Linked DNA regions of Mus musculus: all the other regions are linked to region 6. The links are chromatin loops, found by intact Hi-C in ENCODE. Cell type or tissue: left cerebral cortex. All regions are shown on one strand.

The links. A loop is a pair of places that touch in the nucleus more often than their neighbours do. Peaks named below come from ENCODE experiments on the same cell type or tissue, not always from the same donor. Only the 100,000 strongest peaks of a DNase experiment are listed, where the experiment ranks them.
Region 1: it touches region 6 in a loop (9-fold over the local background); 4 of 42 quality-filtered maps call a loop at or near these places.
Region 2: it touches region 6 in a loop (2.7-fold over the local background); 2 of 42 quality-filtered maps call a loop at or near these places.
Region 3: it touches region 6 in a loop (2.1-fold over the local background); 2 of 42 quality-filtered maps call a loop at or near these places.
Region 4: a loop joins it to region 6, with 2.4 times the contacts of the local background. A loop is called at or near these places in 5 of 42 quality-filtered maps.
Region 5: it touches region 6 in a loop (5-fold over the local background); 3 of 42 quality-filtered maps call a loop at or near these places.
Region 7: it touches region 6 in a loop (8-fold over the local background); 20 of 42 quality-filtered maps call a loop at or near these places.

Annotation. Positions count from the first base shown.
Region 1 is chr9:51,420,709-51,424,708 of GRCm38, forward strand. No RefSeq gene overlaps it. Among named protein-coding and RNA genes, the nearest start is that of 1810046K07Rik, 94 kb to the left of the region's middle. In left cerebral cortex, no CTCF peak of the experiment used is centred here; DNase peaks (open chromatin) are centred at 2,060, 2,834 and 3,757; H3K27ac peaks cover 1,193 bases.
Region 2 is chr9:51,645,499-51,649,498 of GRCm38, forward strand. No RefSeq gene overlaps it. Among named protein-coding and RNA genes, the nearest start is that of Arhgap20, 120 kb to the right of the region's middle. In left cerebral cortex, no CTCF peak of the experiment used is centred here; no DNase peak of the experiment used is centred here.
Region 3 is chr9:51,659,257-51,663,256 of GRCm38, forward strand. No RefSeq gene overlaps it. Among named protein-coding and RNA genes, the nearest start is that of Arhgap20, 100 kb to the right of the region's middle. In left cerebral cortex, no CTCF peak of the experiment used is centred here; DNase peaks (open chromatin) are centred at 1,906 and 2,828; H3K27ac peaks cover 651 bases.
Region 4 is chr9:51,829,770-51,833,769 of GRCm38, forward strand. Arhgap20 (Rho GTPase activating protein 20) reads left to right here. Exons shown (of 15, transcript NM_175535.4): 9 at 1,870-2,058. Among named protein-coding and RNA genes, the nearest start is that of Arhgap20os, 44 kb to the right of the region's middle. In left cerebral cortex, no CTCF peak of the experiment used is centred here; a DNase peak (open chromatin) is centred at 1,807; H3K27ac peaks cover 533 bases.
Region 5 is chr9:51,515,414-51,519,413 of GRCm38, forward strand. No RefSeq gene overlaps it. Among named protein-coding and RNA genes, the nearest start is that of 1810046K07Rik, 190 kb to the left of the region's middle. In left cerebral cortex, no CTCF peak of the experiment used is centred here; DNase peaks (open chromatin) are centred at 2,408 and 3,172; H3K27ac peaks cover 1,532 bases.
Region 6 is chr9:51,762,908-51,766,907 of GRCm38, forward strand. It overlaps Arhgap20 (Rho GTPase activating protein 20), which reads left to right and starts at 2,444. Exons shown (of 15, transcript NM_175535.4): 1 at 2,444-2,704. The coding sequence starts at 2,600. Gm40520 (a long non-coding RNA gene) reads right to left here and starts at 2,521. Exons shown (of 3, transcript XR_870739.3): 1 at 1,694-2,521. In left cerebral cortex, CTCF peaks have their summits at 1,571 (motif pointing left) and 2,625; DNase peaks (open chromatin) are centred at 1,607, 1,846, 2,272, 2,645 and 3 more places; H3K4me3 peaks cover 2,499 bases; H3K27ac peaks cover 2,148 bases.
Region 7 is chr9:51,333,720-51,337,719 of GRCm38, forward strand. All of the region lies in intron 1 of Gm39338 (a long non-coding RNA gene), which reads left to right. Among named protein-coding and RNA genes, the nearest start is that of 1810046K07Rik, 6.8 kb to the left of the region's middle. In left cerebral cortex, a CTCF peak has its summit at 1,744; a DNase peak (open chromatin) is centred at 1,767.

The sequences.
Region 1 (4,000 bases), 340 kb before region 6:
GTCTCTAAGATGATACTCACATAACTCATTATCCATGTATTGTCCTGCTTTTAAACACTGCAGAAGGATGTAACAGTGTCCTTTTCTGTGCCTTTGCTTATTATGGGCATGCTTTTTCAGCTTTTCTTTTTTTTTTTCTTTAATTTTTTTAACTTTTTAAAAAAATTAGGTACTTTCTTCATTTATATTTCCAATGCTATCCCAAAAGTCCCCCATACCCTACCCCCAACTCCCCTACCCACTCACTCCCACTTCTTGGCCCTGGCGTTCCCCTGTACTGAGGCATATAAAGTTTGCAAGATCAATGGGCCTCTCTTTCTTACCCCATTTTAGCCTAACATGTCTACACACACTTCCACACCCATGCAGCAACCCATTAGAGCAGTGGTTTTCAACCTTCCCAGTGCTTCCTTGTGTTGTGCTGACCCCCAACCATGAAATTATTTCGTTGCTGCTACATAACTGTAAAATTGCTGCTGTTATGAAACATATTGTAAATATTTGTGTTTTCTGATGGTGGTAGGTGACCCATACGAAATGGTCATTTGACTCCCAAAGGGGTCATGACCTTCAGGTTGAGAGCCATTGCATTTACAGGGTGTAGGCCTGCATGCCTCTCCAGTCTGACAGTCTCCCATAACTGTCAGACTTCACTCCTTTTGGCTCCAGTGATACCATTCATCAGGGAGACTTTCCTTGGCCATTGTTTCTAAAAGTGTAGCCCCCCCCCCACACACCTTTGTTTTTCTTCATAGCATTGTCATTAGTCAGGTCCATGTAATATGTGTATTATTATTTATCTCTTTTATTAGAATATTGTCTCTACAAAGACATGCTTTTATTTTGTGTGTCAGCATAGGCCCTCAATAAGTATGTCTCCAATGAATAGAGTAACAGCAAAATATTTTCTAATTAAGCAAAGTCACTACCTATAATAAATATGTGCTTCCCTCATGTCCAGTTACTGCCCATTTGTAAGTATAATTTCACACATTTAATTATAGACTAGAGGCAGTTATGTGCGTGTGCACATAGACACACACACACACAGACACACACACACACAGACACACACACACACACACACACACACACACACACGTAAATACTTAATCTTATGCACTTTCCCTTCTTAAGATTCTTAAGAAGAATTAAGATTCTTAAGAAAAATTTATTTTAATTGCTATACAAAACTAATATGTTTTTCCCTATTATGCTATTACACTAACAATGGTGTACTTGTTAACTAACACCTTTCTACTTCATGTCCTTCAGGATATACTTTGATCCTCTATTATTGAGAGATTAATCTTTGTCAGGTAACTTAAACTCTTTGTGCTCATCTTCTTATTATAAAGAGAGTATCTAGATTATTACTGTTAATATAGTATTAGCAAAGTTACCAGACAATGGCTGCTTTGGTAGATTTCTACTTTCCTGTATTTTCATTCCTTTTTAGGAAATTGCTGTTCAAGTAATGTTTTATTGCATATTTGTTGTGACTGATAGTTTCTTTAATTGCAAAATTTTTCATATATAACACCAATATAACCAAACCAGAATAAAGAAACAGAAAAAAGACAAGAAATACACCACACACATACACACAGAGAAGGAGAAATAGGGAGAGGGAGGGAGCAATGGAGGGAGGGAGGGAGGGAGAGAGGGAGGGAGGGAGGGAGAGAGAGAGAGAGAGAGAGAGAGAGAGAGAGAGAGAGAGAGAGAGAGAGAGAGAGAACACATATAATATACAAGCAAAAGACCAGGAAGGTTAAAAAAAAGCTCAAACAAAACAGCATGAAACAAAGGTCTTCAAAAATACCATTGAGTACATTTTGTATTGGCCATCTATGGCTAGGAGTGGGGCCTACCCTTTCCCAAGTGTGGGCTGTATACCCAGTGAGACTGTTAGAGAAAACTAACTTTTCCTCTGCAAGCAGGTGTCAACTACAGATCGCCTCTTGGCTATGGCTGGGATCCTCTAAGCACTCCACCCCCTCAGCCCCAGGATCCTGTCTGGCTTGAACCTATGTGGGCCTCCTGTGTGCTTCCACAGTCTGTGAGCTCACGTGAGCACCAGGTCTGCTGTGTCTGGAAAACAGTTGCTGTGGTAGCATCTATTCTCTCCAGATTTTACAGTCTTTCTGTCTCCTCTTCTGAATAGGTTCCAAAGCCCTGATGGGAGGGGTTTGATGAAGGAGACAACCATTTAGGACCGACTGTCCCAAGGTCTCTCAGTGACTGGCTCTTTTTATATTATGTTAGGATAAATACTCAGGAATTGGATTAATGAGGTGGAGTGGTATAAAATACATAATAAATAAATTAAGTAGAATCCATTTGCAACAACTATTTGTATCTTGGTTTTAAGTATAAATTCCCTTAAAGATCAATAAACAACATATTTTTGAAGAGGTTATTTATTAGCAGTTGTTTCATTTAACATATATAGTTTTTATTGTTTCAGAAATATTTTTCTTGGTTCCAAGTAATCTTTTAAGCTCTTTAAGGCTAAAATTTTTTCTTTGCCTTTATACCTTAAAAATGTTCATACTTTTGTTTAAATCTGAGAACCAATTCCCTCAGCCCCTTCTGGAATGTGGATTGCTCATTCACTCTGGCTCCGGCTTGCCTTTGAGTCTCTTAGAATTGTGTCCAGTTATTTCCTCTGAAGGATTTTTTTTTTAACATTGAGCACTCTTTCTAATTTAACAGTTTTTCTTAAAAATAGATACATCATCAGTGTGTTGTTACACTTGTCTCTGTCTTTCCTGGTCTCAATTTAGCTATTGCATCTGTGCAAAGTGGCGTGGGAGTTATTTATATCTCTGCCATCCACTGGGGATGCATGATTCCTGACATTTTAATTCCTTTAAGCATAAAAGCAGATAGAAGGAAAAAAAGTCAGACTTTATGCCACGGGGACTGAACAGATTGCTTACCATGGTTAGCAGTGCATACCATCCTCCGCGTCTTCTTTCTGAATTAGAAATACAATTTTATAGATGGTGTCCCCAAATGACCAGATATTTTTCTTTTAAATCAAATTTCTTAGGAAATTTTGCCCCGGGGGTTTAAAAAGTCTTAATTGGTTTGCGGAAGGGCTGGGGGTGGTGGAAGGCTTTGGAGGTCTGCAGATGTGAGTTGGCCATTGATAGCTGTGACCTCAAGCCTTGGCTTTGCTCTTACCTGTCAATACCTGAGCTGTCAACGGATGTAATATTCTCTAGCTCAAATGGTGGTGTTAAGAATGGAGCAAATGAAGGCCTGCAGAGTACATGCAAAGTGTCAGACACATGGTAAATGCCGAAGTGTTACCTAATATGATAACAAAGGGGAACGTAATAGGCTTTACATGCAAAAGTGCAGAAATCTTGATACCCACTGCTGCTGACTTAACAGATCTGCTCAGGCTTCCCATGGCAGAATCCCGTCCTCCAAGGGTTTGAATGCTTAATTGAATTCAGAAACATCACTCAATAGTGGTTTTAATGTCTGCATCAAATTATGACATTTAAAAGGTCTCAAACATAATAAAGAGGATTCTAACCTAGTTACACTGTTAATTTTATAGACAGAAGAGTAGAGTTCACTTTCCCAAGATGATATAATCATGGCATCATAAACTGTAAGATCTGAGGGATCACTGCCATCTCATACATGACACCTTGGCCTTAGGAGGCAGAGCTGGTTGACAGTAAAGAAGAGCTTTCTGTCTGGTGGAATGCACCATTCAAGCCATGCAACCTCAGTATCTAGAGCACAGGAAGCACTGTACACAGAGCCTCCAGCTACAGAGATCATAGGGCACAGTCTGGGCTATTGAGGTACTTACTGTCTTACTCCCCTGGATTTGAGTCCTGGGCTGTAAGTGATGAGGCTTGTCTTGATGGAGGCTGACACTTGTGATACATCTCCATCCTAGTTTACTGGCTACAATTAGTCTCTACTTAGTCTGTTTTCATTTGTATCAAGTTGCCTGGGACCCTAGCAGGCTGTC
Region 2 (4,000 bases), 120 kb before region 6:
TTGTGGGGCCTTTATGAAACAATTGTAGGTGGATCCTGAGGCCTTCGTGTGGATTTACTTCCTGTCTGCTGTCTCTTTCTTGACTGCAGACACCAAACATGCAGGGTGACCAGCTGCTTCATGTCCTTGTCACCATGCCAACTCCCCTGTGTTGTGTGACCTTTCCTAGAGATGTTAGTAAATATCTATTGACTCTAGATAGAGCACTAGTGAAAGAAAAAAAAATGATTCCACTCAAGTCTAGCTTCAAGAAACAGAACTTTTATTGGGATTGCTATAGAAGCATAGGTTCTATGCATACAGAAGGTCCCTGACTTACAATGATTTGACTTTATAATGCTGTAACAACAACAACAACAACCAAAGGTGTGTTTATTTAACAGAAATCATACCTTGGATGTTTTTGTTCTTTTATTGTTGCTGTTTTGTTTTTCTTTTGCACAAGACCTTGCTTCTTTATAGCCTGCCTTTAACCTGGGGAACGAGGTTCAAGGCATGCACCATTCTGGCTGCCGTTTTGACTATTCATCTTTTCCAGCATCAGCAGTTTGTTATGATTTTGAGAAGCTGGGAAGTGGCAATGATCCAGAGCTCTTGATTGGCCCCAGACAATTAAGGGAGGGAATGAAGTTCAAACAGTTTTTGTAATGGAAGTAATGACTTTCCAATATAATCTGGTGCAAGTATGAATGTGTGTTTGTGTGTGTGTGTGTGTGTGTGTGTGTGTACAGTAGAGCGAAATTTGGGTTAGTAAATTTCCTAATTTTTTTAGGTGATAAGTAGATTACTTCCCAATTTGAGAGGTTTAGTAAAAGATAGGCATAGGATAGAAACAAGAATTGAATGTGGGGAAAAAATTCTGACCCTGTTTTTAAATGTCTAACTGCACCAGTTTGACCATAGGTCCCCCAAGGGTCAGACAGAGAGTAGGTGATTGAGAACATGGGCTTAGATCTAATTCCTGGGTCTTTCAGTGTGGGCACCGATAGAGCCTTCTTAGTGTGCCTAAATGTTTGTGCTAAACGTTTACTTGTGCTAAAACGTTTGTGCCAATCAGGTGAATGCTGATGGCATTTGATCTTGGAGGGAGGAGAAGGAGGCAACAGCCCAGAAATTTTTGGTGATGTGCATCCGATGCCTAGCTCTGCTCCTGGGGCACAGTCATGTGATGTGTCCTCAGACTCTTCAGTTCTTTCAACAATGGCTTCCTCATCCCCGTAGGACATTTGGGAGAAGATCTGAAGCCTGCAATCCTCAGAGCAGCTTCTTGTTTGTCATAGTATTAATAGTTCCCTGGTCAGAGTTTCAGCTGTGGCATTTTCCTAGGAAGTTAGCCTGTAACAAGCTTCTGCTCACATTTCCCATAACTTTGTAAGTATTTAATTCCCTATAGTAAATTTATTCTCACCTAAGGAGGTTTATATTGCTTACAAACATACCTGAACTAAATACCCACTGTACAATTTGTTGTGAAAATGAAATTAGATAATCTGAATGAAGCCCATATCCTAGAGCCCATGTCTAGGCACTTGGACTTAACAAACCATGGGATTTGGGCTTGGTTTTCCTTTGAACATTGGGATGTACTTTCTATAAATAAAACACTGGTAGCTTTGCTCAGAAGAAAGCTTGCCATTTTCTCCAACCCATCAGAAATGAAAAGGAGTCGGCAGAGATGGAGCCCTTTGAGGAAAGAAGGGAGGTAAAGTCTCCTCTTTTGGGTGGTCTGACCTTCAGAAGCCTAAGAGCTTCTGCTTCCCAGCAGTGCTGTGTATAGGCTAACGACTGAGATGAAAATGGCAGGTCTATCTTTAGGGACAAGACATGCAGCTCCATGTAGAAAAGATGCTTTGTTTATTCCTCAGTATAGACCCCGAACATGGCAGACACAGAGTGAGTATTTTAAGTGTTACATATCAGAGCAGCCAGGACAGAGAGAAATTGGGACACAAATGGCCTCTGGCAGTAAGTAGTTGTCTTACTTTGATTTTGGATCATTGGCTTTCAGAAGTAATTGGTTGCCCCGCCTCTGGATGTCTTCACTAATACCGAGACCTGTGAATAGATCCTTCCTGACCTTTGGCAAACTTCTCACCTGTTATCATCTCTGCCCAACTTTGAATACATGGTCTATATCTCATGAGGTTTGCCTAATAATGATAGATAATGGCAACAAGGCTCTGAAGACCAAAACTGTGCCCACTGCCCAAGTGCAACGGGAATAAGGTAGGGGAGGCAGCCAGAGACAAGCTGGCATTGCTGCCATTTTGCTTGAAGTAGTAAGGTCACTACTGCATGTACTCATGTCTGGTATAGCAAACCAATTCTCCATCTAGGTTATATTTTATTCTACGTTTCTCATGGCCAACTTCTGAGAAATTCAGCCTCGTTTGGTGTGCTTATAAACTTAACTGTGCAGGTGAACTTTGAAAAGGGGGTCTTAAATGACAGTCAGAACTAAATCATTGTGGCAGCGTATTACTTGAATATGTTATGAAAATATTATACTATAAAAACATACCAAATACAAGCATTCAATTGAAAAACAAACAAAAAAGATAATAGCATCCACAAAATTATATGACAAGGAGTTGAAGACCCCAGAGTAAAAATTAAAACAAACAAACAAACAAACATAAAACAAAAGCAAATAAAGAAAAAAACAAACAAAAAATGTTAAAGCCAAGTCACCAAGCAGAGCCTGTCCAGGGCAGGTGGGACTTAACCATTGTAAAGCACCTACAGAGATAGGAGTAAAAGATTCTCTGATGGTCTTGAGAACCACAAGATCCACATTTTCCAAATGATGTGACTTAATTCTGAGTGGAACTGTCATCAGCTGAACATGAAAACAACCAGTTGGCAATACTGGAGGAAATGCCACAGACTACACCAGGCAGATGAGAGGCATGGCAAGAGGCTGGCAGGACCACTAGCTACTAGCCAGGTCTCTTCAATGGTAAGAGTGTTGCAGCACTGTGAGGAAAACCAATATGGGCAGAGAGATGTTGGACAGGGTAAAACCAATGGTTGAAAATAATGAGGAGTTTCCAGGAGCAGGAAGAATGTAGAAGAAACAGGCCTGCCAAACTGAAAGGCTAAATTATTTAATATATCAAAGGAATAAAACAGAAACTCAGAATGATTTCTCTCAGAAAACTAGTCTGGCCCGACTCCAGGAAAACCTCCTTTTCACAGGGCAAGGACAGGGAGAATCTCTGTGAGACAAGAAAAGAGAAGGGGTCACAGTCAAACCAACTTCATAAGGACAATGCTGAAAGGAGAAGAGAAAACTGAGACCTGAAGCTGAGTAAAACGGAATCTTGGTATTAAAACAGAGCTAGAGTAAGGAGCAGCACTGAAGCTCTTAAAGTGTAGTACAAGTTCCTGGCCGAAGAGCTCAGGGATGACATCTGTGAAAGCCAGCAGGTGTGTGCACGCTCTTCCAGAACTCAGGGGAAACAAGAGAAAGTTGAACTCTTCAGATTAAGGGTGAGAATGGAAGGCATGAGGGCAAGCCGACTTCAAAGTAGACAATAAGATGAATTAAAGATGGAGACAATAAAGAACTTGAGCCAAAAAAAAAAAAGCCTATGCAAGAAAAGATACAAAATATGGACAAGAAAAATTCTACATAATATCATTAGAATCCTTAAATAAATATTCGATGTGACATAGAAAAATTCCTATGAGCTGCAAGGAATAAATTAAAAAATCACCGTCCCTGAAACGAAAGATGACTTAAAGCTACATATTGAAAATACACAGCTTGAATTTGGGACGGTTGATCCATGTGTCTGACACTAAGACACAAGCTTCTGATACTGTAAGACTTGAAGACAAAAACGACTTCTAGAACTATGTGTGTGGGAACAGACACACATAGACTCTTGCTGGCCAATTGAGACACAAGATCACCCAGTCACAAGAAAAAGAGCCACTATCTGGCTGCTACAGGAAATGGGGTTTACAAAATAATGATTACCAATTAGAATGAGTA
Region 3 (4,000 bases), 100 kb before region 6:
GCCTTGTTTATTTGACTCAGAGAGCCTTATACTCCTGGTGTTCTCCACTTTCTCTGGATATTAGAATCTTTCTACCTCTTCTGCTGTGGGATTCCCTGAGCTCTGAGGGGCAGAATTTGATGAAGACTTCTTCCCATTTAGACTCTCTCTCCACAAAATGCTTGGCCATGCTCTCTGCATGTGTTCCCATCTGCTGCTTGAGGGAGCCTCTCTGATGATGGCTCGTCAGGCCACAGATCGATGAGTACAACAGAAGACCATCAGGAGTCATTCCATTGAGAGCTGTTTTTTTCATTTTGTTTGTTTTTTATTTTGTTTTTTTGTTTGCTTCTTTGTTTTAGACCAATAGTGTTTGGTTTTTACCTGTGGCTATCTAGTATCTAGCTGTTGGTTATCCAAGCAATCTTATCTTGACACCTTTGATCCATACTTAATTGATTTTTATTCAGGGTGAAAGAGATGAGTCTAATTTTACTCTTTTACCTGTGAAGATTCAGTTTCCCAACAACAGTTTGTTAAAGAGGCTGTCTTTTTCTCCAATGTGTTTTTTATACCTGTGTCAAAAATGAGGTGCATACATCTATGTGGCTTTGGTTCTAGGTTATCAATATTCCACTGGCATATGGATCTGTTTTGTGCCAGCCCCAGGCTGTATTTTGTTACTAATAGCTTTATAATATAACTTGAAATCAGGTGTTGTGATGACTCCAGGATTTCTTTGGTCATTCAGGTTATTTTGGACTTTCATATGCATTTTGAGTTGGTATATAATAAATATGCTGAGCTTTTGGTTGAGCTTTCTCCAACAGAGATCTGAGTCTACCCAGTGATAATCCCCCCCCCCTCTCTCTCTCTCTCTGTGTGTGTGTGTGTGTGTGTGTGTGTGTGTGTGTGTGTGTGTGTGTGTGTATGTTCTGTGTTTGTCTTCTTTCTCTGGCAACCCCAACTTGGAGCAACATCCAGCACAGTGAGGAAATTGGGCATCATTTGTTTTTTTCTGATGCTAGAAGAAATTGCCTCAGTTTTCCCATTTTGTTATGATATTAGCAAAAGACTTGTTATATGTAGTCATTTTTAGCTTGAGATACACTCCTTCAGTTCCTTGTTTCTCAAGTCTTCCTTCATAAAGGGATTTAAATTTTGTCTAAAGTACTTGCTGTTATCTATTGAGATGGTTATGTAATTAATTGCCATAGGCTATATTATGTTTATTGATTTGTATAGGTAAACTATCCTTATATGCTTGGCATAAAACCAACTCTGTCATGATACATAACAATTGTGATGTAGTGCTAAATGTGCTTTGCAAGTCATTTATTGAGAATTTTTTTGTGTCTTTGTTCACTAGGAGAAGTGACTTAACGAAACTTTCCTCAAACTTCCTTTTCTTTGCAAGCTTATTTTGTTCCTTGAATTAGCATTCCCCTGAACATGAGTTTATAAAACATTAACAGAGGTCAGCATGGTGGTCCCGGTCAGTGGGTCGTAAATCTTGATAAAAGTGTGTCAGAGATGAAAATATGGAATGCTACTGTGGATCTAGGAATCCTGGAATCCATGTTTATCACCAGGCCTAACACAGCCCTTAAATATATAGGTGACTGTTCTTCAAAAGGATAGAGACAATATAGTTTATTAGCTATGGATCCATCTAAAAGCACCACTAAGATTTCTAATAGATATTTTTCTGTGTTGCTTCTTCTTGCAGTCACTAGAAACTAAAAATATAACTGTTATGTGGGAGATCTGTAAAATGTTTTGATGTATAAAAGGGTTCTTTGTGCTAAAAGGACAAAAAAGGCTGAAAAAGCACTCCCTGTACCCAGAAGATGAGCTCCACTGGCTGGAAACTCAGGCATGATGCCATTAGATGAGAATATTCTAGGGTCACAGCAAACTGTGGTTCCTCCGCAATCGTAAAACACAGCATGGTCTGGGCACCCGTGAATAACCTGGATGGGTAGGACCCAGTGTTGTGCAGGGGATCCTTGCATCTCTCTTAGGCTAGGGCTCTGTGGAATGTTTGACACAGCAAGTCCAGCGAAGCGGGGGTTTCTGTACTGCAGCTGTATAAATGAGCTGCCATGGCCAGATGTGACTGTCATGACCCTGTTTGTGTACAGCATGGACATGCAGCCTCCACAGCCCTTGGGGATCTTTTTGGCTCTGGGACGCTATGATAGCAGACTTCAGTAAGTTGTGCATCAAAAAGCCAGCCAAATACCCATGAAAAAGAAAAAAACAAAAATGTGCTCACAGATGCTGCTCTCTCCAAAGAGAGAGCAAACTCAGGTTTGTCCAATGAAAGCAAATTCTACAGTATCCTTAATTACAAGGATGGTCTGCCTTCTCAGCCAAAAGCATACGGCAGCATGGCTCAGCCCCTTCATTATACTGGACTCATGACAGCCTTGCTGGTGAGCTGACCCTGGTGATTATCATAGCATGCAGTGGTACCATCCATATGTGGTGTGGCTTATATCACTTTTTTACTAATCCAGCTGATAGACAACATGTAATTTTGTTCTCATTTAAGAAACACATGTTTGTTCTGCACCTCTTGGTTCCTTTCCATTATCACTTTTGCTGCATTGTATTGTTTTTTTGGAGCCAGTGGTTCAGGCTAGCCCAGGACTCATTATGTAGCCCAGGCTGACCTTGAACTCACAGCAACACTCCTGTTTGGGCCTCCATGTATTTGGTTCTTTATAAATTCTCTGGCCCAACTGAGCTTTAAGAAACTATAAAATTAAATCACATTTGCCTTCTCTGAAGTAGAAAAGGCAGAGTGACCAGAAACATAACAGATGGAGCTATTCTTGGCTTCAGCTCTTAGCATCAGTGGCCACACCCCAAAGGGATGGCTGATCCAGGGCTATTGGCAAAAACAGTACAGAGAGAATCAGGTCCTCTGAGAGTCTAATTTTTCTTACCAACTTGGTGTTGACTTCTTTCGTCTGATCTTAGATGCATATTTTCTATATTCTCTCTCGGGACTCTGGGTCAATTGTTGATCTCATAATTTGCCAGCTTGCATCTCCCTTCATGGTTTTAAATTGCTCATGTCAGGAGGGGTTCACAGGTTTTGCTAATATCCTACACTCCAAATGGTAAAACTTGGGTTCCTCAATTCTCCATTCAAATCTTCCCAGGGTACCTAAATGTGTAAGTTTAGTAGTTAACAGTAAAAGGGATTGAAACAGAAGTTTATATCTTTAGTGAATTTTAACTACACAGTTCTTTTGAGAGAGAAAGAAAGAAAGATAGAGAGAGAGAGAGAGAGAGAGAGAGAGTGTGTGTGTTTACCATTTCATTTGGCATTTAAAATATAGCAATTATAGCTAAATATTCCTGACCTTGAGCTAACTAGGAGAGCCTGCCTATGGAATATAGAACACCCAGATTCATGTAAGCCACACTGAATGAATCTAACTGATAGGAAGACATTGGCCAGCAACACCCTAGCTCTATCTATACAACCGAGGCATCTGGAAGGAAACCGAATGCTGTTAGAACTTAAGAAACCGTCCAATGCTTAGACTGTACACACAATTGTTTTTATTTTTAAGTGCTTGGTGTTTAGTGAGCAACAACCTCTTACCAAAATATTTTTTTCCTCCCAACTTTTGGGATGATTCGTCCTTTTTTCTTTGGATCTTCTGCCCAGGGATTACAACATTTTCGAAACACGGTGCATCTACATGATATCAAATGCTTTCTGGAGGAAGTGACCAATTCCTTTGGCTTGGTTACTACGTGGGGCCTCATGAAAATGTTTGTTCAAGCAAAGGGTTATGCTGGATGAGTGGGGGCTTTGAGATGAAAATATAGTGTTTGCCTCTCTGGGAACCTGAATAAACAGGTTGGGCTTTGATTAATCTCTGCCTTACTTAGTTTCAAAATGTGTAGAAGGAGGAGAGATGACCCTGCTAGGAAGGCAGATTAAGTAATTTCTGGCATGAATGAATCCAGAATGGCCTGGGGTGGAGAGAGATAAGAT
Region 4 (4,000 bases), 67 kb after region 6:
TGAGTACATAACATCTGCTCTCTCCCAGAATTCCCTTAGCATCAGAGGAAGTGACACTAACACATTTTGACTCCTGAGAGTCTTCACTGACTCGCTAAACAACTAGTGTATATTCCCCTTACCATTTCTCCAGGCCAAAGTTCCATTTGTTTTTAGGATTTTTTTTTTCCTTTTTTGCCTGGGAGACAATGTCCAGACTGGCCTGAAATTCAAATTCCTGCTGTTTTGAGGAATTAGCGAGAAGTAAATTTTAACTTACCTTATTTCCACTATTTATTTGAAAGTATTTTCTGGTTAGTAATTCCACTTTGTAATTAACAGAAATATGGTAATTAAAATAAATTCTGGTATCTGTTTCAGCTCCCCAAATGATAACCATAACAACAGTTAGCAATTTTAGAGTGCCGCCTGCCTGTTGGAGGCTGTGCAGCATGCGCCCGTGCGAGGTCACTCTGGGATGGTTGAGTATTTCAAGTGATCTTAGGAATTGAAAACAAACTTATCTAGAAAATGCTTGTATATTCTGCCATGCAGAAAATAGGACGCTGTCATGCCATGCTGAAGGCAAAGCCAGTTTCCTCAGACAGGTTTGGTTTTAAACGTCATTTATGCAAAAGCGAATAGGCAACAAGAAGATATCGTTTAAAAAATGACAAATAATTTTATTACGTTAGAACTAAGACCGTAACTCTTAGGCACAGAGCCACTTTCAACTTCACTGAAAACCACAACTCTAAACTGTGCAATGAAAAAACTTCTGACTTACAAAGCAGTGTGGATTAGTGGCCCATTGTTTTTCAAGGTTACTTTTGAATTATGCTGGTATGGAGGTCTTCTTGCCTTAGTCTTTAGAGGTTTCTGTAATGTGTGTAAATGTCAATAACACATTTGCTTTTTATGCCTGTGTCAAGTGCAAAGGAAGGGTTTGCTGAGTTACATTCAGTGAGTCTAAGTGAAAACATGCTGTCTTGGCTTTAAAAATCTGCAGCATGGCAGGATAAAAGGACTGAACCACACCCATGATTTACCTGGAGAACTAACCAACAAAAACTGGGTTAAGGTCAGATGTCCATGCTCTGGTTTGTCAATTCGTTGTTGCATCTGTATCTGTATTCTGAACCCACTACAGTTTCCTTTAGATTGTTCCCTAGGAATACCAGTCCCAGGGCTGCTGAACAACTAATTCTGCAACCAACAATAAGCAAATGTTTTTTTTTTTTTTTATACAGATGTGCTAGATAACAGGGTGAATCTTTGGGAAATGTGCGGGGATGAGACATGGACTCTGTAGCCTAGGTCCTATCTCACTTTCAGTCTGGCTGGCACCCAGGCTGGGCTCAAACTCAGAGCGATACTCCTGTCTCAGCTTCCCAAGTGTTGATATTTCAGGCATGAGCCACCACACCTACATATTAAGTGTATATTCAGGAATGCAAACTTTTGTTGAGGAAGGCTCTATGGGGTGCGAGGGCTCACCAATCAATGGCTAGGTTGGAGTAATCTTTACCAGGCAGGCTTCTTTGTCCTCATTTTTAGAAGCTCTTAGATATTCTTGATGCAAACGTAGAAAAGGTCAATTATGCAACCCACAAACCGATGTCTACAGTCATTCTAAGGAATCTTTTGAAGAGTTTTTTTTCCCTCCGCTTACCCTTCACCTGCTGTGAGACAACCTCTCAGATTTGGTAGAGCCACCTGCAATATGCAGAGGCCCCGGCTGCAGACTGGGCACATGGATCTCTCACTGAACAAAAGCATTCTTTATCCCAGATGGCCCAGGTGTAAGTCACAGTGCGCTCCGGTTTGCAGCACTCGCCCGAGGTACTCGCCCAGCCTGAAGTCTGCATTTGGATTTTCTTCTTCTTGTAGGACACGAGTATCCTTATGGAATTAAAATGAGCCACCTCCGAGACACTGCCCTTCTGACGCAGGGATCAAGAGACTCTGCCAGCCCATCCCAGCTCCAAGAGCCTTTCCTCATGGAGCAGCTGCCCCGCGAGATGCAATGCCAGTTCATCCTGAAACCTACCCGCCTGGCGACAGCCCAGCAACTGAGCGGTGAGTTGCTCCCCCTCCTTCCTAGAACCCCCCCTTTCAGCAAAAGCTCGCATTCCCGGACACAAAGGCAAAGACCCAACTTCCACCCAGATGAACCTGCAAATATGAATTTTCAAGAGAAGAAAACAGAATTTTGGAAGATGGTTCTGTAAACTAGCTGTAGGTGTTAACTGACCTATACTCAGAACAGGAGGCCAGAATCTGCCCCTTCTTCCCTTGCCAGTCTTCCCCCTTCAACCTTCTGCCCACTGCAGAGTCAAGGCTTGGGCGATGCTGCAGGTGCATCAATGCCCTCTTTGTATGGTAATACACTCCACTGTGTGTTCTAAATGATCACGTTATAAAAGGGAGCCTGTCCATCGTGGATGTCAGAAGACCATGATGCCCTGACCGGGAGGGATCCCGGCCCTGATAACTGTGTGAAGACTAATATGATTTCTGCCGAGGTCTCCCCTTAGCCTACTGATCTACCATGAATTCCCTGTGAGCAAAGCTGCCTCACTGCTACCCTATAATAAAGGCTGTATTATGGCAGCTGTGGTGTTCAACAGAAGAGCATTATAGTTTGCCCTGACCCAAGCTTGCACTAAAGAGCTCAGTCTGAAGCAAGACTGTATTAAACAAGAGAAAATTGAGACCAGAAAGTCTAAGGGTGATAGGAAATGGATACTGTACTTCTACGTCTGCCTTGGTCAGCTGATCCAGCGGATAGTGACATTGCCTTCTGCAGACTAACTCCGGGAGTAAGATTTAAAGAGAGGCCACCCACCCTCCCTCCACAGGACAGATTTTTGGCATCAGCTGGGTGCCAGATGAAGCACTTCATTTTCATTTTCTCCATTTCTAACCGTGTTGCTAAATGACCCTGCTTTAAGAAAAATGTGTGTTTAGTTATCCAAACTTAGAGGGACGTAGTAATGAATACTCATTATACAAAAAGGTTTTCCCGCTTTAAGTGTTTGACAAACTCAGTGTTCATCCCATTAAGTTCTGAGGTTTTATTGGGCTAAAAGAAATAAAGGTGGGGGGGGGGTGTTGTTGCAACAGCTTTTGCTCCTTAAGTTTATCCGATCTGTAAGCCCATATTTCTTCCTCTCACCTCCCGATTCTACTCCGTATTCCTTTCCCTCACCTACCCAGTCTACCGCTTTCTCACACATCTCCCGCTTGTGTTTGCCTGCTTCTGTATCCATACATTCAGTTAGCACCATCTCTCTCACAGATGACTTGAGCTCTCATCCCCACTCACTTCACTACATGCCCAGCACAGTCCCGACTCCAGATGTCTGCTGAGCACTTTGAAGAACCCGTACAGCAGAAGGGCAGAGTGGCATCGTCACTAATGACCAACCCCAGACATTCATTCATCCTGGCTGGGCAATCTGATCACCTGTCTCATGCACACCTCCACACACACGTCAGCCCTGCCAGTGCCTGGTGACCTGGCCCCAGATGTTACAGCTCACTGCAGTCCGAGCAGACATCAGCTGTGCAAATGTACTTAAATCTGTACCCTCGTTTTCCCTCCTATAACAGTAAACTGGGTTTGGGGTTCCAAGGCTGCTTGGGCACATCTTTGGGTTATTTTGAGGTGCTGCTTTGGAAAGATCCTTGATTTTATCCCCTAAAATGAGAAGGCCAGATGCTGGTCTGGAGAATCTGAGTATCCGGTAAATACTTACTGGATGAATGAACAAGTTAATGGGCCTTTTAGTAGATGAATGAAAAATTCCCATAGGAATTTAAGGGAGCCAAGGGAAATGATAGTCCGACTCTTCTACCTTTAAACTCATGATTTTCAAGTTTGTTATTTCATCACAGTAATTACTTGGGGTTTTGTCCGCTCTATCCATTGACTTGCATTCTCTTGTTTTCTATTGGAAATACAGATGGTGCTTGCATCCTTGATGCTCAGGGTAAATGGAGGAAGAGTGTAGTTAAG
Region 5 (4,000 bases), 250 kb before region 6:
CAAGTGTATTCAAACCACTACAAACAGCAATGTGAAAGTGTCAACTGAAAAAACTCTTCCCCAACTTACTTTTTGGCTATGATGTTTTGTTGCAGCAATAAAAAACTCTAAGACATTTTCCTCATCTAAATGCATTTGCATCACAATAGAAAGGATAGTCAGAAAATCAACTTAGCAAAAGTGTTTGTAAGCCTGCAGTCAGTACAAAATATATGACTACCCAAAGCTTGGAGAGGAATTATGTCCAGCTTGGCATATTTCCACAAAGAATTATTTCTTACCTCAGGAAAAATATACTAGATCTAAAATCAAATGTCTTCTGCCCTGGTTAATTTTTTTATCAGCTTGATGTAAACTCAAGCTATCTGCAAAGAAGAACCTCAATGTCTCAGTCAAATTCTCCATGGGCAAATCTGTAGGGCATTTTCTTAATTAGTGAATGATGTTAGAGGGCCCAGTCCACTGTCGGTGGTACCATCTATAGACAGATGGTTTGGGGGTATATGAGAAATTAGAATGAGCAAGCAATGGGGAGCAAGCCAGTGATCATCATTCCTTAATGGCCCCTTCTTCACTCCCTGCTTCTAAGTTCCTGTCTTGAGTTCTTGCCTTGACTTCCCTCTTCAATGAATTATAAACTGAAACTCTAGCCTGAGGTTGTTTCTTACCATGATATTTTATCAGCACAATAGAAACCTAACTAAGGCAACATCCCAGGTGCCATGATAGTTAATTTTAGGCTTTATTTTACCTGTATTTGAGGAACAACTACAAAACTATCAACACATAGCTTTAGATGTTTCTGTGAGTGTTTTTCTATATTGGAATGTGGGCCTGTAAAATGGCTAGGGAAAGTCCATCCCTAGTAGAGGTGAGTACTGTCTGAGAAGCCCCATTGGAAAAGAAAGCAGAAGAAAATGAAAATGCTGTGTGACTCTTCCCCCTTGTAGAATACTTTCTACTTTCTACTTGGTGCTGAAGGATTTAAACTACATAAATATTTACATAAGATTTCTGCTTTTTCAGTGCAAAACCATTGTGATTTTTTAATGTGAACTGTCACTAATAAGTTCATGTGCATGAATGTTTTGTCCCCAGCCAATGGTTTTAGGAAGAATGTGGACCCTTAGAAGGTGGAGCCTTGCTAGAGTAAGTGAGTTAGTGGATGCAGATCTTGAAGTTTGAGAGCCACTCTGATATACCTTCTGCTTCCTGGGAAATGTGACTTGCCACCATGTCTTCCCACCACACCCTCTTAAATTGTGAGCCAAATAAAGCCTTCTTCCCTTAGATTGCTTATTGTCAGATTATGTAGTCAACCCAATGGAAAAATATGTGATATAACACTATACATATCATGGGGCTGGGAGTTAGGAAGGATTCTCATTAAAGGAAATTACAGCATAAGTGGGGAGCTTATATATACATGCTTGAGGCATGTGCAATTCTTCCATGACTCAACATGGTTAGCAACAGTGAATGGTATCGAATTATCCTGTTGAAGAGCCATGAATAAGGTGACTAAGGTGATTCCAGCATATACACTGCCATTTTCAAAAGTCACACCCTCTATAGCCTCATTAACTCTCTTTTGGGGGGTAGTTAGGTTGAATACAATCTTTTTATGCAGAGGGTAGATATTTGTTGAAAGTGAAGGCCAATTTGAAAATGCTTGGTGTCTGTTCAAAGAATGAGACATTCGTATCAGAGAAACTTTGAAATGCTAGTCAGAAAATAGCAACTGTCAGCTGCCTATTCCAAGACAAAACCATCATTGTACCCATCATCTGGAGATGACCTCAGAGGAGATGTAGCTGATGCTCCTTGGTGTCCTGCATATATCCCATTGAATCTTGGCACTGATTCCCAGTATTTACCATCTGCCTCTTGTTCCCTGAGTGTACTTTTTGATTTGCTTTCATCATGGCTGCCTAGAAAAACTGAGATTTGCTACTTCTGAGAATCACCAGCTGATAACTTGTGAGAAGCGGCTTGCATTTCCCTACTCTCTTGTCCCTCTGTTGGTTCATACACTAGCTTCTCTCAGAATTCTCTAGAAGGATTAAACTTTAGTTGACTATGGTGGTGACTTACTTCATGACACATTCTTGGTTGGTTTTCATCTCTTCCTAGCCTACTTCTCTGTTTCCCTGTTAATGTTCCTGGGTCCAACTCCTAAATAATTTAATTAGATTTGAATCTTCATTACAAGGTCTACTTTTGAAGAAACCAGATTAAAACAAAGGTCATTAGCTGTTCTCATTACAGGTTTTCTCACTTTGGTCAAACCAGCAGCTTAGATAATCTAAAGTTCCGTTGTTATAAACCAGTGTTGAAAATCTAAACACCCACAGAAAGGAGGCAAGTTACATAAATGGGAGAAGTGAGCTGGATGGAGATGCTAACCAGATGGTACAGAGCCTGTCTCAAAAAGCCAGCTGCTCTGCAGCCCCGGCCAATTGTTGCCATGTGGAAAAGTAGGCCCAACTGTGGCCACATCAAAATTGTCATAAGAAGCCAGAAATCCATATTTTCATGTAGAATCTCTTAATACATAAATATTAGCCACAAATTCAAATGCTTTTCTAACATGGAGCTAGCCAAATAAAACACATCTGTGAACCACACATGGTCTAGGGGCCACTAATACAACATGATTATAGACATGGGCTGCCCTTAGCTACAAAATCTTAGATATACAAAAGCAATAGGAATCCCATTTTAATGCCTGTCAGGGCCATTGTCACATCCAGGTTCTAGCCTTAGCTCATCTACAGATAGTTGTATCCAACACTGCACACGTATGAGAGAGAGAGAGAGAGAGGGAGAGAGAGAGAGAGAGAGAGGGAGAGGGAGAGGGAGAGGGAGAGGGAGAGGGAGAGGGAGAGGGAGAGAGAGAGAGAGAGAGAGAGAGAGAGAGAGAGAGAGAGAGAGAGAGAAACCAAGTGGAAAGAAGAGCTAATCATGGACTTGGCATTAGTATTTGGATCTGGCTTAATAGAGGATTCTGAGTGCCAATTGGAAGGAAAACCACTACCCAAATGCATGACGATGTGCGCTATCACAGGGAGTTTAAATGGGGTGGAAATGTTGTGAGTTTAATAAAATAGAACCACTGTGATATCCACATATATATGGGTTTCACTGAGAGTTCTTCCAAGGGTGCTGTGATGTCAGATATGTTTGGCACATCTGATTCTCTTAGCACCCACATTTGCACTGTTTCTAAGATAGAGGTGATTGGAAACACATGTGTTAACAGTAACCACATAGTAAGTGGAATGGGGAAAGTGTGTCGGCCTCGTTTTGACTTTCATGGTCCTAATCCAACCCTTCTCTAATGTGTGTGAGGAGAGGAGCTGAGAGTTACATAATTCTTCTGTTCCTCATTGCTCCTCCCTGTCCTTTGCCCTCTTTTTTTTTAAAATTTCTCTTCCTTTTCATCTTTCCTATTTTTGCTCCTTCTCTTCTTCCTCCTTCCTGTACTCTTGGAAATAATTGGAGCTTTTAGTCTTCCTTCCATTTGACATGCAAGAGCCAAAGTGAAAATATAATAAGAATTGAGCCTGTGGAATCCCAGCTCCCCATAAGAAAAATCAGTGTTGTTTTTAGTATTATGTGCTGAGCACACTCCCTTCTGTAGTGTAAGTAAGGGTTGGAGACCTGATATGTAGCATGCTTGGAAATTATAATAGATAAATAAGAATGTATTACATACTTGAGTGTTGTTAAGTGAATAAACCTCACATGTTCTGGCCACCTACATTCACAGTAGTGCTAACTGAGACACTGGTCTGTGTGAATTTGCTTCAGTAATGGTAGCCATTTCACAATGTACAATTGGATCAAAATTTCACCTTGCATGTGTGTATAATTTAACTGCACAGCTGGCAAATGAAAGCTAATTTTACAACATTGGCTTAAAGGAAAAGCAACTTTGGGGAAGAAAGGGCTGTTATCAAAATTACTAAGCATGCCTTTCCTTCAGATGTGTCAAAGC
Region 6 (4,000 bases):
AATAAACGAACCCACCCTATCTGATACAGATGGGAGTTAATTATATCTGTAAAATACTCATAGTCTCCCATAGAGCAAACACTCAGCAAAGGCTTCCTGTTGCAATTGCTGGAGCTACTCTCAAGCCTGGGTGCCTGGAGCTGGGGAAGAGATAAACCTAGGAAGACTTCTCTCGGTTTCTGACAGTCCTGAAGATTTCCAGGACGATTCACCAGGTACCTTTTATGCCCCAGATACTAGACATTTCGGAGTAAAGTAAAAGAGGGTAGAGACGTAGCCTGGAAAATTCCCAGACACGAAGGACAAGTCCAAAGTCCTAGTGGGCTTCTGAAAGTATGACGATTTCAAGGTGACAGAGAACAGGGTGAGAAGCAAAGACACATAAGAGTCAGCAAGAAAGTGAAGTGAGGGTGGGGTGTGGGGGGGGGTCTGTCTTTCATTCTGTACTATGACATTTTTGGTTTATTCCACAGCAAGGAACCAAATAATGGTTTAGCAGGGCAGTGTTGTGATCAGACAGACATGTGTCTCTACTGTCGGCTGTTCAAACCCAAATTTCCTGAGTAGCCTTGCCTCGAAACTTAACGTGGAGAGAGCAATTTTCTGTGCTGTTCCAAGCTATTTCATCTTGGGAATAAAAAGACAAAATGAACAGTGAAAGTTTTCCACATTTGCTGGGGGAAAAGGGGGTACCTTGATTTGGGAAACTGGCTATTTCATCACAGAGATACTTCATAGTCCATGGGGCTCTTTGAATGACAGCCAGCTCTGTCTTGACTCTTCTGCATCTTTCTTATATCATTTGTGTGTCTTCTCAGTTCATTTAACTAACAAACATTTATTATGTTAGACACTGCCTTAGTATCTATCAGGTGGCAACAAAGAACAAGAATGTCTGGATGGCTGTGACTCTTTGGGCTAAGTGAACTATTTGGAGATAAAAGAATTGAAACAAACAAACAAACAAACAAACAAACAAAAATGAGGCAGATTAAGAAAAGCCAGGGTGTCCATTCACCAAAGAATTAAGAGATTAAGGCACCTGGGGGTGGTTCCAAGTGAATGAACAGAACTGCAAAGCCCTCTTTAAGCACAACCTATAAATTAGTGGGTGAAAGCCCTTCTCTGCACGAGGACCACAGCTGTAGCACCCCTGATTCACAGATGTATATACATATATATGAGATTTATTAAGCTTCCTTTTAACAATGTAGTGTGATGTGACTAAAATTAGCCTTATATTTCCACAACAAACAATCTTAGGTTTGGATGATTGTGTAGGTGTGTCTTTGTGGGTGTGTGTTGGACAGCATCCCCTAGCTTGGAACACTGCCCACCTGAGTTCTGTTCCTTATAACCTGCCCCAATAGCCGCCCAAACTGCAAGAAACCTCTTTTTCTTTTTTTCTTTTCTTTCCTTTCCTTTTCTCCCCCTTTCTTTTCTTTTCTTTTCTTTTTTCCTTGTCACAAAAATAAGCAGAATCCGTAACCATCTCGCAATCACGGAGTGATATCCTTAGTGATTTTTTTTTCACACTAGTTCTGATTCCAAGGGAAGAATGCCACCTACTGTATCATTTACACCAGCAGCCAGCCCTGCAAAGTGCGAACACTACTTAACCCTGGTCTGTTCCAACTGCCCTTTGATTATTATTTAGTCCAAAAAAGAGGGAGGGGTCACTATTTGGACTTACAGGAAGTTAGGTTCTGAGCTCGCGATATCAGATCAACGCTTCCACATATTGTTGCCTTCTCATAGATACTATGCCAAGTTTCAACCTCCTTTCTGCCTGCATTTTCCTCTTAATTGCGCTTTCTCCTTCAGAATGCAGGGTCCCTGCAGCTTGCTGCCTGCGAAGCTGGTGGTGCAGACATGCAAGGTTGCTTGTCCATGCTTGCTCCCTGTGACTGCAAAGCAACAGCTCTGGGTTACCCTGACAGGCTTAGCTAGCAAGCGTTCGATATTGCCCCCGAAGTCCGGCGATGCCACCAGGGCTTCCAAATTTGTCTAACTCCTTCTTCAGCGGAGCGGGGACCGGGTTGGGGGTGGGGGTGGGGTCCCTTCCGCAGTCCGCGAAAGCGAGGCTAGGCTGGCGGCCCCTGCACCACCTTCGAGCGAGCCGCGCTCGCTGAGGCTCCCGCGCTGCAGCTGCGCGGGAAGGGACGCTGGCGGGAGCGAGCGGACAGGCGCGCGGAGCTGCACCGGAGGCAGTGGTGCGTGGTGCACGGCGCGTGGCGCGCGGCAGCGAAAGCTTCGTACCCGCGGAGGCACCTCGCAAGGTTAGTGGCTTCGGTAGCGCCAAGCGCTGAGAGCTCGCTCCCGGCAGTGTGCACGGGCGGCGCGGGGAGGGCGGAGGAGGCGGGGCGGACGCGGAGAGGCGGGGCGGGCCGGGGCGGGGCTACGTGGACGGGCGGCCGCCCGGAGCGCTTGCTGCAGCCTGAGCAGAGTGCGGCGAGCGCGACGAGCGCGGCGCGGGCGGCGGTCCATGGCCCCGACGGGAGGCGCGCCGCCCGCACCCGCAGCTCGGCGTCCGGCCTGAGCGGACCGCGCCGCGCAGCCACCCGGTCCTCGGCTTGGGCTTAGCTTGCAGATCTTCTTCATGGAAGCGATGTCTCCGCAGCAGGATGCTCTAGGGGCGCAGCCGGGGCGCTCCTCCTCGCTGACAGGCATGTCTCGCATCGCGGGAGGCCCTGGCACCAAGAAGGTGAGGACGCCCGAGCGGGAGGGCCCCTCCATGGGCTCGCGCCTTCCACGGGTGCCTGGTGCTGAGAGGGGTTAACGGTCCCCGCGTGGGGTGGGAGGGTCACCTCCCGGGATCCCCGCTGTCTTCTCTGGTGGAAACGGTCTCGGAGAAGCCCGTTGCCTCTCCATCTCTGACCCGGGGAGTGCCTCCCTGCGAGCCTCCCGAGGTAGTCTTAACCCGACAGCCTGAGGAAGGTAGGCGGCCCCGGAGGGGAGGGATGATGCGCCCACCCAAGGCCTCCAGGGGATGTCGGAGATGGGTGCCGTGGGCTACACTGTGGGATCCGGAGGTTTGACTCGGCCTAGATCTAGGCTGGCTGGCGGTGGGCGGGCAGTTTCCGGAGGTCCCAGCGGGGCATGGGGGGCTTGGCTCAGAACCACCCCCTGAGAAGGGACGTTTGCATTTGCCTGTGGGGGCGGCGCCCTTGTTCCCTGACACCCGAAGGACTGATCCGGGTAACTACTTGTAGCTTTTGCTGGTGATTGACTGGTCCACGGTGCAGCGGGAGGATTTCGATAGAGGTCAGGAGTCTGCAATAGGTCCCGGAGCAAGTGCACGTGGGCCGCGAGCTTCTGAGCTCCTGGGAATTGATTTGGGTGCTGTAGCCATGGGTGCCCCCTTCCCTTCCTCCAGCACTAAACCTTCAGATATTTGGCCATATTTGTTCCTTACAGTGGTGTCGCCTTCTCCAGCTTCTGTGGAAACAAGTTGGGATGAGAGCTCATTCTAGTTCTTCCCTAACAAATAATGTGAAAACGTTGCATTACTATAATTAGAGACTCACAGGGATACACTGGCTCCCTGCATGTCCGGATTTTATGGCTTTTCATTAATCTTCCCACTAGAATGGTGGCTTGGCTGGAGGTGAAAGAAGAGAGGTGATAGCTGTATAGAAATGTATGTGAGCTCCCAAGGACCTTGGGCCTGTCACAGAGCCCTCTATGGGTGTCTGTGAACTTGATGGATGGGCAGTAGTGGCGGCTCAGCCTTTGATGTATGGAGGCTGATGTTTGCCCTTGTGGGTTTTTTCACCCTTCAGAGACAGTGTGTGTGAGTGTGTGTGCGCGCGCGCGCGTGCGTGTGTGTGTGTGTGCGCGCGCGCGCGCGCGCTGTATGTGGTGTGTGTGTGTGTGTGTGTGTGTGTGTGTGTGTGTGTGTGTGTTCCAGTTTTTCCAAATAAAACGTGAAATTGTCAGGATGTCATTCTTAATTTAGGATGGTAGAGGAACATTAGGCAATTGGCAGAGATTTAAAGCG
Region 7 (4,000 bases), 430 kb before region 6:
ACATTTAATCTTTACAGATCTTTCTACTGTTCCTAATTTTCTTGGTGGAACTGTATCCATCTACTCCCTTGGACTTCTCACTAGATCTCCAGTTCTAAGGATGAGTGTACACGTTGCCTGTGGAATGCAGGAGGCATTCAAATGTTTAATGTGAGAAAATTTCTTTTAATGAAAATGAAGGAAAAAGTTCTCTAAAGGACTCTGCTCAGAAAAATAAAAACAGCTTACTACCCTTCTGAACAGCAATGAGAGAGAGAGAGAGAGAGGAAGAGAGAGAGAGAGACAGAGACAGAGACAGAGACAGAGACTGTTAACTGTGGCAGAGATCTGACCTATAACTAAGAGAGTCCTATCATGACTGACCAGTAAGACTATATGGCTCCTGGTGAAACTAGGCTTTCAGTTCAGCTTAGAAAAGTTGTTAAGCCAGGTAGTGGTGGTGTACGCCTTTAATCCCAGCACTTGGGAGGCAGAGGCAGGCGGATTTTTGAGTTCGAGGCCAGCCTGGTCTACAGAGTGAGTTCCAGGACAGCCAGGGCTACACAGAGAAACCCTGTCTCGAAAAACAAAACAAAACAAAAAAAAAAAAAAAAAAAACAAAAAAAAAAAAAAAGAAAGAAAGAAAGAAAAAGAAAAAAGAAAAGAAAACTTGTTAGGAGGCCTTGTTCTAGTCAAGGCAAGAGCGACCTTGAAAGATAAATGCAAAGGCGAGAAAAAGAAACAATGAAGAGGACCAGCGGGTCTGCAATCAGGATGGATATGAAGAGGAAGGAGAGAGAGAAAACTGTCACGTCTCCTCCCCAGATTGGACTGAAGGGGAAGAGTTAAGTGTGCCTTTCTCTGCCTTTGTCTGAAAGCTGGGCCCAGGGAAGGATGGAAACACCCGAAAGCTCATTCATGGAGATCTATGGAGCAACCCAATCAGCTGTTTGGTTTTCTGGGCTTGGAAACTAGTACAAATCTACGCTAAGCCACCCAAGACTGGCTTTGCCATTTAACCGCCTCATGTGCAGCTGACACGAAGGCAGGAACATTGCTTAGAGCTTTAGAAACTGTGTTGAGTACCTGTACTGAGTTCCCTCAGGCCATCTCTCCCAGCTGCTCTTTAATAAAGCTCACTATTCACAGGCCGGATCCAGATCACCATTCTGGAGAGGCCCTGATAATATCCATTGACCTGCTCTTCCAACCTTCCCAGAGAGGGTGCTTAGAGCTCCGGCCCCAGAGGTTGTTGTCTCAGTCCTGCTAGGCCAGGCCCCCTCAGGGTGTTCCTTAAATTGTGTCAAGGGGCAAGAGTTAATATTTGCCAGCACTTGAAGCCATAGGAAGAGGACCCTTCCCTAACATATTCTGAACAAGCCCCACAGAAATCTGTGCTCTGCCAAGAATGCATTTTTTTTTCTGGTTTGTCCCCTACCCACTGCGTTATCAGTCTCTGCATGGACTTACTTGCCTGTAGGTGCTAACTAGGGTCTACAGATATTCAGGATGATTCTAAGCTTGAAGAGGTATTTGGCAGAGCACCACGTCAAGAATAAGTTACTAAGGTGTGGGGTTTTGATCACGTACATTCTATCTATTCCTTGCTTTGGGACAGACACATTGGGCAAAATTACAGTCCTTGAACAGGTTGGCATTTAAAAAAATGCAGCATCTAATGATTTGTAGCTATTAGCTACAGGGAATGCAGAAAGCAAGCCATGAGCTTGGGGTAGGTCTGAGTTACTCCTGGATGTACTTCCAGCTTTAGCCACGAGGTGACGCCTCAACTCTATATGGAGCTCACTGGAGGACTTGTATGGCAGCTGGGCTAATCAGACCTTTCTGGTAACTACAGAGACACAGTCACGGAGGGTGTGGACTTTTTTCTTCCTTTAAATTCTGGACAAACCAACCTGAATGGTCCTTCGTGAGTGGCTGCGGGAAAGGAGGCCATTTCCCACCATTCACTGCAAAGTACCCCGCCCTCTTTCTCTCCTGTAGGAGGGAAGAAGGGAGAAGATTGGTGACCAGATGGGGCTGTTGAACTGCGAAAACATGGCTATCATTTATTAGCGTGCTCCAAGTTACAGACTAGATGGAACCAAGCAAACTCCAGCCCCCAAGAGGCTCTGGCTTATCATGGGGACACTCACAAGATAGTATCTAGCTTTTTCTCCAAGAAAGAGCTCTGATATGATGCACCTTGTGGTCAGGGACAGCCCTGCATTTGAGGGACAATCTAGTATGGGGATGGCAGCCTGTTCTTTGGGTTTGAAGGTCTAGCTGACCTTTGGGAGGCAGAAGCTCCTCAAGATAACACCTAAGGCTGGCTGCTCCAGGTTCCCCCCGACCCTTGCGCTTCTTTCTCTTGTAACCATTGCACATCTAACTGGCAGGTTTTTCCTTTTGCACACAAGCACACACGCACGAATCTTGCTTTGCTAGAAATACAACTCTTGAAATTACTTCGTTTGAAAATATTCGTGTCGTGTTTCCTCTGGCCAGGTGCTGCGCTTGTAGGTTTTGTACGGGGTGAGATACTGCTGAGAAATACATCTGCGTTGACAGCCATCTATAAGGAGGGCTGCTTTCTTCTGTATATGACAAATTCATCTGCTCCTGGAGTTAGTGTGGGGAGATATACAAGTGAGCAGAGAGGCAGAGTGCTGAATACAGGAGTCATCTATTCTGTATCCCATCCTAAATGGCATTCATATCACCCCAGGAAAACCTTGGGAACCACACTGGGGCTAACCTCTACTTTCCTTAGAACAACTCTCTTCCACTTACAGATTTGTACTTTAAGGACCGCAGGTTGTCCTTCATTTAGTGGCCTGCTGACTGATTGTTGGAGCAAAGTAGTGGCTGGAGAATGAAGGGGAACAGTGTCCTCCCTCTTGTCACAGGAATTCTGAATGCGCCCCTCCCCCATGGGTGAGAGGAGGGTTTCTTTGCTTTTGTTTTTTTTTGTTGTTGTTGTTGTTTGTTTTTTGTTTTTTGATTAGATATTTTCTTTATTTACATTTCAAATGTTTTCCCCTTTCCAGGTCTTCCCTTCAGAAACCCCCTCCCCCCTCCCTGGCCTCTATGAGGGTGCTCCTGCACCCACCCACTTCCATCCTACCACCTTGGCATTTGCCTACACTGGGACATCCAACACCCTCAGGCCCAAGGATCTCTCCTCCCACTATGTCCATCCTCTGCCACGTATATGGCCAGTGCCATAGTCTCTTCATGTGTATTCTTTGGTTGGTGGTTTAGTCCCTGGGAGCTCTGGGGGTCTGGCCTATTGACACTGTTGCTCCCTCCATGGGGCTGCAACCTGCCTTAGCTCCTTAGGTCCCTTCTCCAAGTCCTCCATCAGGGACCCCACCCTCAGTCCAGTGGTTGGATTGGAGCATCTGCCTCTGTATTTGTCAGGCTCTGGCAGAGCCTCTCAGGAGACAGCTGTATCAGGCTTCCATCAGCAAGAACTTCCCAGCATCCAATGTGGCCTTTCCTTCAGTCTATGCTCCACACTTTGTCTTCATATTTCCTCCTGTATTTTGTTCACCCTTCTAAAAAGTACTGAAGCATCCACATTTTGGTCCTCCTTCTTCTTAGGCTCCATATGGCCTGTGAATTGAATCTTGGGTATTCCAAACTTTTGGGCTAATATCCACTTCAGTGAGTACATACCATATGTGTTCTTTTTTTTTATTATTAGGTATTTTCCTCGTTTACATTTTCAATGCTATCCCAAAGGTCCCCCATACCCACCCCCCCACTCCCCTACCCACCCACTCCCCCTTTTTGGCCCTGGCGTTTCCCTGTACTGGGGCATATAAAGTTTGCAAGTCCAATGGGCCTCTCTTTGCAGTGATGGCCAACTAGGCCATCTTTTGATACATATGCAGCTAGAGACAAGAGCTCCGGGGTACTGGTTAGTTCATATTGTTGTTCCACCTATAGGGTTGCAGTTCCTATTAGCTCCTTGGGTAATTTCTCTAGCTCCTCCTTTGGGGGCCGTATGACCCAT